Linked DNA regions of Homo sapiens: region 1 is linked to region 2. A link is a loop called in an ENCODE intact Hi-C map of the cell type or tissue named here. Cell type or tissue: Caco-2. All regions are shown on one strand. Links, peaks and the distances in the headings refer to the core of each region. The heading gives the core; the rest is flanking DNA.

The links. Hi-C counts contacts between places; a loop is a spot of excess contacts. Peaks named below come from ENCODE experiments on the same cell type or tissue, not always from the same donor. Only the 100,000 strongest peaks of a DNase experiment are listed, where the experiment ranks them.
Region 1: it touches region 2 in a loop (2.7-fold over the local background); 1 of 110 quality-filtered maps calls a loop at or near these places.

Annotation. Positions count from the first base shown.
Region 1 is chr2:21,053,484-21,058,862 of GRCh38, forward strand. No RefSeq gene overlaps it. Among named protein-coding and RNA genes, the nearest start is that of APOB, 12 kb to the left of the region's middle. RefSeq lists a silencer at 2,894-3,188. In Caco-2, for the core only: no CTCF peak of the experiment used is centred there; a DNase peak (open chromatin) is centred at 3,078.
Region 2 is chr2:21,267,848-21,273,226 of GRCh38, forward strand. The region is part of intron 3 of LOC105374317 (a long non-coding RNA gene); the gene reads left to right. Among named protein-coding and RNA genes, the nearest start is that of TDRD15, 150 kb to the left of the region's middle. In Caco-2, for the core only: no CTCF peak of the experiment used is centred there; DNase peaks (open chromatin) are centred at 1,994, 2,514 and 2,982.

The sequences.
Region 1 (5,379 bases), core at 142-5,141, 210 kb before region 2:
TATCCAGATTTCTGAAGAAATGCGCTTAGGGAAAAGCATAAACATACGGAAATACCTGTGCTTGCTGCTGTTTGGATGTGTTCTTAATGTAAATGCTGTTTATTACAATTTTTCCCTTCTAAATGTCTTCGTGCATTTTCCCCAAGTAGGTAAACAAGAAGCTGGGCTCAGCCATCTCAGTTGTTTTTTAATACTTATCCTGCACATGTCCAAATTGTGGCTTTACATGGCTGATCCTACCAGATTAACAATCTGGAATGTGAGATCCTGCATCACACTCAGAAAATACCTCTGAAAATGAGTTGGTATGAAATGATGTGTCTGTCGCTCATTTGGAACAGGCCCTGGCACTGGAGTCCCTTGGGGAACACTGGCCAATGGCCTTCTCCACCACTGCTGACCCCTGGGCAAAGCTGGAGGCCAGCTCAGTCATTTAATTTGAACAAATCCAATAGAAAATGGTAAATTGAGGCAATTAATTAAAATCATTCTTTTCCTCTTGACTCTTGCACCTTTTCAGCCTGGACAATTTAGTTGAAAGTGGTGATGGATGCCTGAATTATCCAGATAATTACTTCTTTCTCACTTCATTAATAACATCGCCGTGTCTCCTTGTGAGAAGTCAGATGAGCTATTTGCTCCCTTACTGGTCAGAAAAGTAAGAGCCTTCCTGAAAGGAGGGAGGCGGAAAGGTGGGAGAGTCAGGTGGCACAGGCAGCTTCTGAGCCTGCCTCACTGAGGACCGGCCCCATCCTCAGGGCAGGTCAGCTCTGGTCTTGAGCCTGATTCCCCTCCTGACAACGCTTCCTTCTCACCCCCATCTCTCACTCCCTTTCTCCTCTCTTTCTCTCTCCACAGCTCTCTCTCTCTCTCTCTCTCTCTCTTTCTCTCGCCCCACCACCAAATCTCAGCTGCAATCTCCACCCTCACTAGGAAGGTGGTCTGTCCTATTCTTCCTCCTCTTTCTCACCCTTGCCATCTGTTGTCCCAATACCTCTGAATTCGTTGGTTTTTTGAGTTATTTTATGAACGGGGATGATGGCAGATGTGGAATTCACTACTTTGCTGCCTTAACAAAGTACCACAGACTGGGCGGCATAAACAATAGACATTGATTTCCTCACAGCTCCGGATTCTGGAAGTTCAAGATTAAGGTACTGGCAGAGTTGGTTTCTTTTTTCCCCCTCATTGCTGGATTCGGTTGTTTGTTGTTGTTGTTGTTGTTGTTTTTGTTTTGTTTTGAGACGGTGTCTCACTCACCCAGGCTGGAGTGCAGTGGTGCAATCTCAGCTCACTGCAACCTTTGCCTCCCAGCTTCAAGCAATTCTCCTGCGTCAGCCTCCTGAGTAGCTGGGATTACAGGCAACCGCCATCACACCCAACTAATTTTTGTATTTTTAGTAGAGATGGGGTTTCACCATGTTGGCCACGCTGGTCTCGAACTCCTGAGCTGAGGTGATCCACCCACCTCAGTCTCCCAAAGTGCTGGGATTACAGGCGTGAGCCACCATGCCTGGCCTGGATTCGGGTTTTTAATATTTAAGGTTTTTTGGTATACACATATTCATAAGTTAAACGGGACTATATTTTTTCTATCCTTTTAATTTTACTCTATGTGTTTATAACTCTGATAAGCAGCTTATAGATAAATACTGTTTTAAAATTTAAAATTTTACTTTTTAAATTGACAGAATAATTATGCATATTCATGGAGTACATTTACATGGGATACATATAATGTAATCAGATTAGGGTAATTAGCATATTCATCATCTCAAACATTGATCATTTCCTTGTGTTGGGAACAGTCAATATTCTCCTTCTAGCTATTTGAAGCTATGTAACGTATTATTGTTACCTGTAGTCATCCTAAGGTGCTATAGAACACTTGAACTAAAATCTATCCTGCTGTAATTTTGTATCCTTTAACAAATCTCTCCCTATCCTTCCCGTTCCCCATCATTCCCAGCCTCTAGTATCCTCTGTTCTACTTTTAACTTCTATGAGATTAAAGCTGGTTTCATTTGAGGCCTCTCTCCTTAGCTTATAGATGGCCATCTTCTCCCTGCATCTATACGTGGTCTTCCCTCTGTGCATGTCTGTGTCCTAAGCTCTCCTTATAAGGACAACAGTCATATTAGATTAGGGCTCATCCTAACAACCTCCTCTAATCTCGTTACCTCTCTGAAGATCCTATCTGCAAATATAGTCACATTCTGAGGCATTTGGGGTTAGGGTTTCAACACATGCCTTACTTTGCTCGGGCTGCCTTAACAAAATAGCTTCAACAACAGAAATGTATTTTCTCACAGTTCTGAAGGCTAGAAGGCTGAGATCAGAAGGAGGGCTGTCTCCTTTGCTTTCAGACAGCTGCCTTTTCACTGCATCTTCACATGGAAGGAGGATGAGTGGGGAGAGAGCTCTCTGGCATCTTTTATAAGGGCATTAATTCAATCATGAGGGTCCTACCTTCATAAACTCATCTAAACCTAATCACCTCCCACAGGCCCCATCTCTTCATACCATCACACGGGGGATTAGGGCTTCAATATATGGATTTTGGGGGGCAGAACTGAGCCCCTAATAGCTGAACGGGAACCGCAAACAAAAATAGGTCTACACTTCTGGTATTTCCTGAGAAAGGCTTTTAAAATCTTTGATAAGATTCTGTCAACTGACTAGCTGACCAGGCACAGTAGTCCTAATGGTCTTGAGAGTGCCTCGAATGTGGCCTGCCCAGTGTCTGAGTGCTTCCTGAGATGGGCTTTGGTCATGGTGTGTGCGGCAGTGGAGAAAGGTTGGAGGTTGCCTCTAGGGCACAACACTGGCAGATTTGGTACTGTACTCTGGTGACCACACAACCATGAAATCCTGTGGCATTCATTCCAGGAGTAGGACAAATCCAGAAAACTACTGCCCTAGGACACTCATAAAGCCTTTCAGCAGCAGCAGAATAACCCAGGAAGAAGAACGATAAAGCTTGTTGACTTTTGCTCTTTGGAGGCTATCTTTCTCCTAGCAGAGTAAACGCATCTCTAGGGGATTAAAGGCAGGCTCCAGAGAGCTATCGACTCCCACGCACCTTCAAGCCAGCAATCCTTTTAGCTCAAGAGATAACATAGCCGCTAACCTTGGCCTTCTCAGGAAGGGCAGGTCAGGGCTTTGATGCTGTGAGTGATTTTGTTGGGAAACAAGAGATATAAGGGTGTCCCTTGCAAGAAAGAAACACACTATAAAAAAAACTATAAATTAGAAAAAGATTTATTTACATGAGATATTAGGCTTCTTCAGGAAAGTACTGGAAGAAATATTTTTGGCTATTCATTTATGAGATTTTTAAAGTGACATCATTGACATCAACCAGCCTAAAAAGAAAGACACAATAATAGCATATTTGGGAAAAAATGATATTAAACTAAGACAAAAAAATTATATTGGTGGTCTGAGGAGTGTGATGAACTCAACAGCAGTTTGGCTCCATTATGGTCAGAGCATTTACTGTCTGATTTCAATCTTTTAAATTTGTTGAGGCTTGTTTATGGCACAGAAGATGGTCTGTATTGGTGAACATTCCATGGGCACTTGAGAAAAAGCACGTATTCTGCTGAGTTTGGTGTAGTTTTCTACAAATGGCAATTAGATCTTGTTGGTTGAGGGTGTTGTTGAGTTCCTTTACATCCTTGCTGATTTTGTCTGCTGGTTCCATTAATTGCTGAGAATAGGGTATTGACGTCAGCACCTATAAATGAAGCTGGGGCTCAAAAGCCAAAACCAAACACACTGTGGCCTCCAGCTCTCAATCAATCAATAAATCAGTGACAAAGCATGTATTGGTTAATTTCAGCATCCTTGGCCGTATCCTGGATGGTGAAGGAAAGAGGAGATATGGGCTTAGTTAAGAAAACTTGGTATTTACATCATGTATGAAATAGATATGTATAGGTTCATGCTGATGTGCTGAAACATTTGTAACTTCCCTTTCTAAAGATTTTTTTTTTTTTGAGATGGAGTTTCACTCTTGTTGCCCAGGCTGGAATGCAATGGTGCAATCTTGGCTCACTGCAACCTCTGCCTCCCGGGTTCAAGCGATTCTCCTGCCTCAGCCTTCCGAGTAGCTGGGGTTCCACCACACCTGGCTAATTTTTGTATTTTTAGTAGAGATTGGGTTTCTCCATGTTGATCAGACTGGTCTCAATCTCCTGAGCTCAGGCAATCCACCTGTCTTCGCCTCCCAAAGTGTTGGGATTACAGGCGTGAGCCACCACGCTTGGCCTTTAAAGATTTTTATGTGTTCAGTCAATTCATCCTGTTAGCCAGACTTGGTTCTAGGTAACCATATAGAGCAATAAGAAGAAAGGCAGGCCTTCCACATGCTGGGTGATCTATGGAGCAGCTTACTCTTGTTATAGAACAAGTGGATCCTACACAGACCCAGAAGATACCCACCATTTATGCAGGGCTAGGTACTGATGCTTCCTTTGTTCATGCATCTCTTCTTTTTAAGGATGTGGACTACCAGCGTGGCTAGGAACTCAAGCTCTGAAGCCAGGGGCCTTTTCAGTTCTGCCACTCACTAGCTGTGTCATTTGGGGCATGGTATTTAATTCCTTGGGCTTCTGTTTCCCTATCTGTAAAAAGGAGATCACAATAAATGATACCTACCTGACAGGGTTTTGTATTTATTAAATAAGTTAATACAGATAAGGCACTTGGCACAGTGCTGGTACTTGGTTAATAGTCCATAAGTATTAGTTATTATCATTTGTCTACCAATATATCCTTTCACGTTCAGTTCCCTTTCTTCTATGGGTATGGGTCATTCCAGTGTGCAAACATAACATCCACTTCAGACTCTTCCCCAAGGATACCAAGATGAGTACAAAATGTTTTTCTTTTAGTTTACTTCTAGCAAGACCTATATAAATAGTCAAACTATAAGACCAAATATCACCTTAAGAGAGATAAAGTGGCTGCTGGAGTCATGGGTGGTGGCCAAGTAAGATGAACTGTTTTTACAAAAGACCCCAAACCTCTGAGAGATTTTGCAAATCATTCCTTTGGATGCTTGCAGAATGGTCAATGGACATTTTTGTGCTATTTGTGTTTTACTAAAGATGTCCATGTTATATCTTTTTTTACTAGGTGGAATTTCACATTTTTAGTGGAAATGCCAACTTCTTATTTTATACAAAATTTGCTTTTACTTCTTATTTTGTATCTTTATATCTTCAATGCAGTTTCTGCAGAAACTTTGAAGCTTTCAAATTATTTTTTCAGGTAGGCTATCCTTTCATCTCTTTAACATCTATGTAAAACAAGTAATAATCTTCTCAGTTAATTTATAAAAAATCATCCAAAGCATAACTATGGGATAGCATT
Region 2 (5,379 bases), core at 280-5,279:
CTTGATTTGGCTGGCCACCCTTCTGGTCCCTCTCAGTGGCCATCAGCAGTATGAAGTTGCCAAGGCTGTGATGATGTTTAGTCAGAGCAGAGTATTACCTGGGATGAGTTTAACTAGCCTGTGAACACTTCCCACTTTGTGGTGTAGAGGAAAGAACACTGAACAAGGAACTACGAGGCCCACATTCTAATCCTGGCTGTGACACTAACTTGCTCTGTGACTTTGAACCAGTGACTTCATTTCTCTGAGCCTCGTTGCCCTTGTCTCTCAAAAACTAGTCCCCACACAAGGCCTTGCTGAACAACGGCTGCAGGTGGCTTGTCTCCGTGTGCCTGGTGTGTCTTTTCTGCTGGACTGGAATTTTCTCGAGGGGGGAGGCCACGCATCCCATGTAACCAGTTCTTGCTCTGCTCCTTCACCTTTCCTCCGTGAGTGCCTCCTTCCAGTTCTGCTCGGTGAGCACTGGTCCTGAGGTCCCTCCATCAGGGAGTCAGTCCCTGGTCTCCCAGGAGGCACAACTCTGTGCTCCTCAGACTCTGCCGACAGTGTTTGAGTGACACTCTCCTGGCCGTTACCCATTTGGCCCGTGCAGCCTGTGCCTGATGCAACGCATGACATCAGGGCCTGTCATAGTGCCTAGCACACGGGGCGCACAGGAAATCCCAACTCAATTGAGGGAGGTGATAATGAAAAATGTACATGAAAGCACCCCACAACTAAAATGTGCCCTGATTATCTGTTGCCCCTGCTGCCTTGATTTAGCTGACCACCCTCCTGGTCCCTTTCAGTGGCCATCGGTGGTATGAAGTTACCAGGGCTGTGATGATGCCGGTGAACTAATGAGGATGTTATGTGAGTCAGTGCTGGCCATATGACCATGACCCTGGCCTGTGATTACAAGTGGAAGCAGGAGCTTAGGTTTGGCTGTGGTCTGTGATCTTTGTCACTGCGGCCATATGACACTCAAAAAAGATTTCATTAGTGCCTGGAGAAATCTTCCTCCCAGGCCCTTTTCTATCCTAAGAGTGAGTAGTTTTAATTGCATTTGATCACGTTTTGCAATGAAGCCAATGTCATCTTACTGTTTTCTTATCTTCCTGCTACTCTGAGACTGTATTTATGCATGCATCCTGCACCTCGTGGGTGTGAAATGGTTACATGCACGACTCTGTGCGGGGGAGGAGGATGAGGTTTGATGGCATCATGAGGGAAGTGTCACGGCCTCCGTATTTGTGCACAACAGAGAATGTATTTTCAGCTCACGCCCCATCTGCAAGTTACTTTTCTAGGCAAAAAGAGCAGAATTTACCCACCCACTTCTTATTACTGCAGTGTGACCAGAACACAGAGGTAGCTAGAGCAAGCCAGAGCTTTGGATCACAGCAGTTGGCTTTCAAATTTCAGGGAGTGGAAGAAGAACTTGGGAGGTAGGTTAAAATGCAGGTGCCTGAGCCACCTCTTTGGAGATTCTGATTTGGTAGATCTGACTAGAGACTAGGTGATTACATTTTTTTAACACCCTCTTCAGGCCATTTCAGTCCATGGGCCAGCCACACTTTGAGAATCACTGGGTTAGAAAAATGAGTCAAAGTCAGATAGCTGTGGGACCCTGTACACAGAGAGAAAAGCCTTTTTGGGATAATATTTAATTATCAGCTGGTGAATATAAACCTGTAAAGCAAAACAATGATACAACACAGTTGATAAAGCCTTACAGTTAGGGTGGATATATGCCTGTTTTGTCTGGGTTCATGGTTGATGTATTAATAGATCAACCAATAGCTGTTTATTATTTATTTTTTAACCTCTTTTCTTTTTAGAAAGGTGTACGATTGGATAATAAATTATGTAATTACCCTACATAAAGTGAACTTTGAACAAACTTTGTGAAGAAAAGAAACACTATTTCCTGCAAACTTAAGTTCTGAGATGAGTTAATCATCTCCCCAGCGTCCTTGGAATCTGAAGGTTGGAGAACTAAGCACATCAAGTTCGCTGATTTCTCCTCTCTAACGTCCCCAGCTAAGAGATAAACTCAGGAAGGTTAAAAGGCCCCTGATTTCACTGAGGTTTCTGTGGCATAAATGATTCAAAAAGGCCATCGGCATGTTTCCAGAAGTGTAACAATCATATTAAAATTGTGGCTTACTCTTAATAAATTCAAATCTGTTTACATCCAACTTACTACATGTGGCCACAGAAAAGCTCCACTTATTCTAATCTCAACAATTTTCTCTCTTGTTCAACATTCAGATTTTATTTCCACAAACCCAGAACTGCATTCTACATTTGAGGATGTCATTTAAGGCCAAGAAAGTCCAATAAAAAAGCATTTATCAGCAGTAAAGTTTGTTTGAGGATTACCCACTGCGAATAAAGCCAAGCTCCCCTTTTAAACTGAAGCATGCTATTTCAGGAATGTGACCCCTTTCATGAATAAATGACATAGTGACATTTACAGATAAAGCAAGATTTAACTGCTATGAAAGGAGGTGACAAATGTCAGGATGTCAATAATGATCCGTGAACATAATGGTTTCTTGCCTGAGTGTTGAGCAGATACATAATGTAACTGCTGCCTGACAGAGTTCTGCAGAGAATGAGCCCTGAGCTCTGGGAGAAGTCAAGAAGGCTCCCAGTACTATGACAGTCATAAGTCTGGGGTGGCCAGTGTCTGAGGAGGGTCTAAGTACAATCTGGCCAGTACGTTAACTCCTTCTCATTGCTAGCATGTCTGTGTGCCAGGAAAGATGAAGTTTTTCTACCATGTATCATTAAATTTTGTCAGAGTAGAATTTAGACGTTGTGAAAATAGCTTTTTGGTCATGCTTTCATTTTCCAGAAGAACCAAGAAATTAGACAAAAAGTCAGGAGAAAGTCCGTGTTGTCACTATCACAGTGAGGCCAAGGTCATGGTCGGAGCCTGATCAGGTGGTGCAGCATAGATACACCCATTGAGGTCATCTTCCCCTCTGGCTTGAGGCTAGCCAGCTGTCCCAACGCGTGTGTCTGAAGTCACAGAGTGCACTAGTGAGAGAGTGCAGATGGCTCATCTGGACCCAGTCCACACCAACGAGACCTTTTCCTCTGGGCCATGTCTCCTGCCTTGCATTCAGGGCATTCTTCCCTCCAGCTTCTGCACCTCCAGCTTTGAGTCTGCTTTCTGTTTTCTTTGGCTGGCTTTTTCTCTCCCCCTTTAAAATGAGATGTCCTTTGGGAGTGGTAAAAATGTCTAATAACCAGCTTGTGAAGAACCATCCCCAATTAGTTTGCAGTTTTCCGTTATGTAAATACTGCCGTACCCCCACAGCTGATTTTCAGTGACTTTTTCATATGAAGTCACTGAACACTGAGTTGGGAAGAGATACACACAAATGGCCCCAGCTTTGGGATTGCACAGCAACTTTGGGGGTCCTCTTTGCTTTTCCATAGTCACTTCCTGGCTCATTGACCACTCTAGTCCTCCAGATGAACTTATGATTTCCATGCTAGGAAGCCTGAGTGTGCATTTCTGAGCCTGATGTCTCTGCAAATCCAGCCCCATGTACCTAGTTCAGAGGACAGCTTCCTTCACTTTCAATTCTGCAATTTCCCTGCCTGAACCCACTTCAACTCTCAACTCCTAAGGCATGGTCAGCCCTGACCCTTCTCCCTCTGTGACACTTTCTGGGTCTGGCTCATGGTCTCCACACGCATGATAAGCACTCCCTATACCCATCCCTGGGTCTGGACAATGTTTTCTTTTCTTGTAAAGCACTAAAACTCCTGTGTGTTTGGCCAGTATCTCATTCAACAGTGAGAAATGGAAGCAGAGGCTCTGAGGGGCGAATTGACTTGCCTGAGGCCTTATGATGTGTCAGACCCACATTGTGACTAGAACCCAAGTTTCTCAATTTTCAGTGCCCTGGGCTTTTTCCCAGTAGCCTCCTATCTTTCACTACTCCCCAAGTCCCCAACCTAGCTAAAGCCTCTATATCCTCAGCTCCTCCTCCGCCATCCAGGTCCTCTCCCCACTGTGATGCCCTCACCATCCTCCAAGTTCCTGTGGAGTGCTTCACTGGGGGTGGGAGATAGAAGCTGTTGACAACTGCCCTTGTGGGGCCTCTAGTACCCCATCATGGCACATTTTGCTCACCTTTGTTTTTCAGCCTCTCGGTACAAGGGTAATTTTCTTGACAAATACCATGGTCCTGTCCCCTGTGGCTACCAGAAAAGCCATGAACTTTAAGAACAAGAGCAGGTCAGGAGATGGAGCTATTGTAGTCAGCACTGACGAGCCACCAGCCTCCACCAGCAGCAATGAGCAAGGCTCTGGGTGTGGGCCTTGGTTGGGGGGTGTTTTCTCCATATGGGGACGTTTCTCTAAGACAAACAAAGGAACACCATTCCTCCATCTTTCTGTACTGCACAGGTTTGAATTATGTGCTCTGCCTCAAGTGTGAGAAGCCCCGTGCATGGTTGCACTATGAGGTGGAGGGAGAAAGTATAGTGCCAGTGCTGTAGGGCCAGGTGGGTGAGGAGGGACGTGATGGGTCCTCTCTAGCCAGAGGCCTTCCCAGGCCCCTCAGCTGGGCTAGTTCTGTCTGAGCAACAGGAGTCAGGCCAGGCAAGGGAGACGTTTCTATTGCTTGGGAGAGTTAGGGATGAGTTTGTGGCTGAAGGAGGATGGGAGAAGAGCTTTGAAAGATGAGCAGCATTTGTTATGGAAAGGACGAAGAGTTGACCGGACACCTGGGAGAGGAAGACTATGGTTAAGAAGAGGTTCAGGCTGGGCACGGTGGCTCACACCTGTAATCCCAGCCATTTGGGAGGCCCAGGCGGGTGGATCACTTGAGCTCAGGAGTTTGAGACCAGCCTGACCAACCTGGTGAAACGCTGTTTCTACTAAAAATACAAAAATTAGCTGGGCATGGTGGCACATGCCTGTAATCCCAGCTACTCGGGAGGCTGAGGCAGAAGAATCACTTGAATCGCTTGAGTCCGGGAGGCGGAGGCTGCCATGAGCCGATATCGCATCATTGCACCCCAGCCTGGACAACAGAGTGAGACTCCATCTCAAAAAAAAAAAAAAAAAGAAAAACAGAAAAACAGAAGAGGTTCAAAGGAGGAAAGGAACAGGTCTCCCCTCTCAAATCCATCTGCCATCTTCTTGCTGCTGCCAACAGAGTCCAGGCTGGGGAAGCGTATCCCAAGGAGAGAGGACACAGGAACCGTCACTCTTCTCAATCACATGTAAATGACTTCACACCTTTTCCTAAAGGGGGCAGACAGGGATCCTCTGCAGGTCCTCCTGCTCCCTAAGGGAGCTGTACAGTAAGGAGGACCGAGGTCATGAGGTCAGGGTTGCTGGTGAGCACCCCACTGCCACGTGTGCAGTGT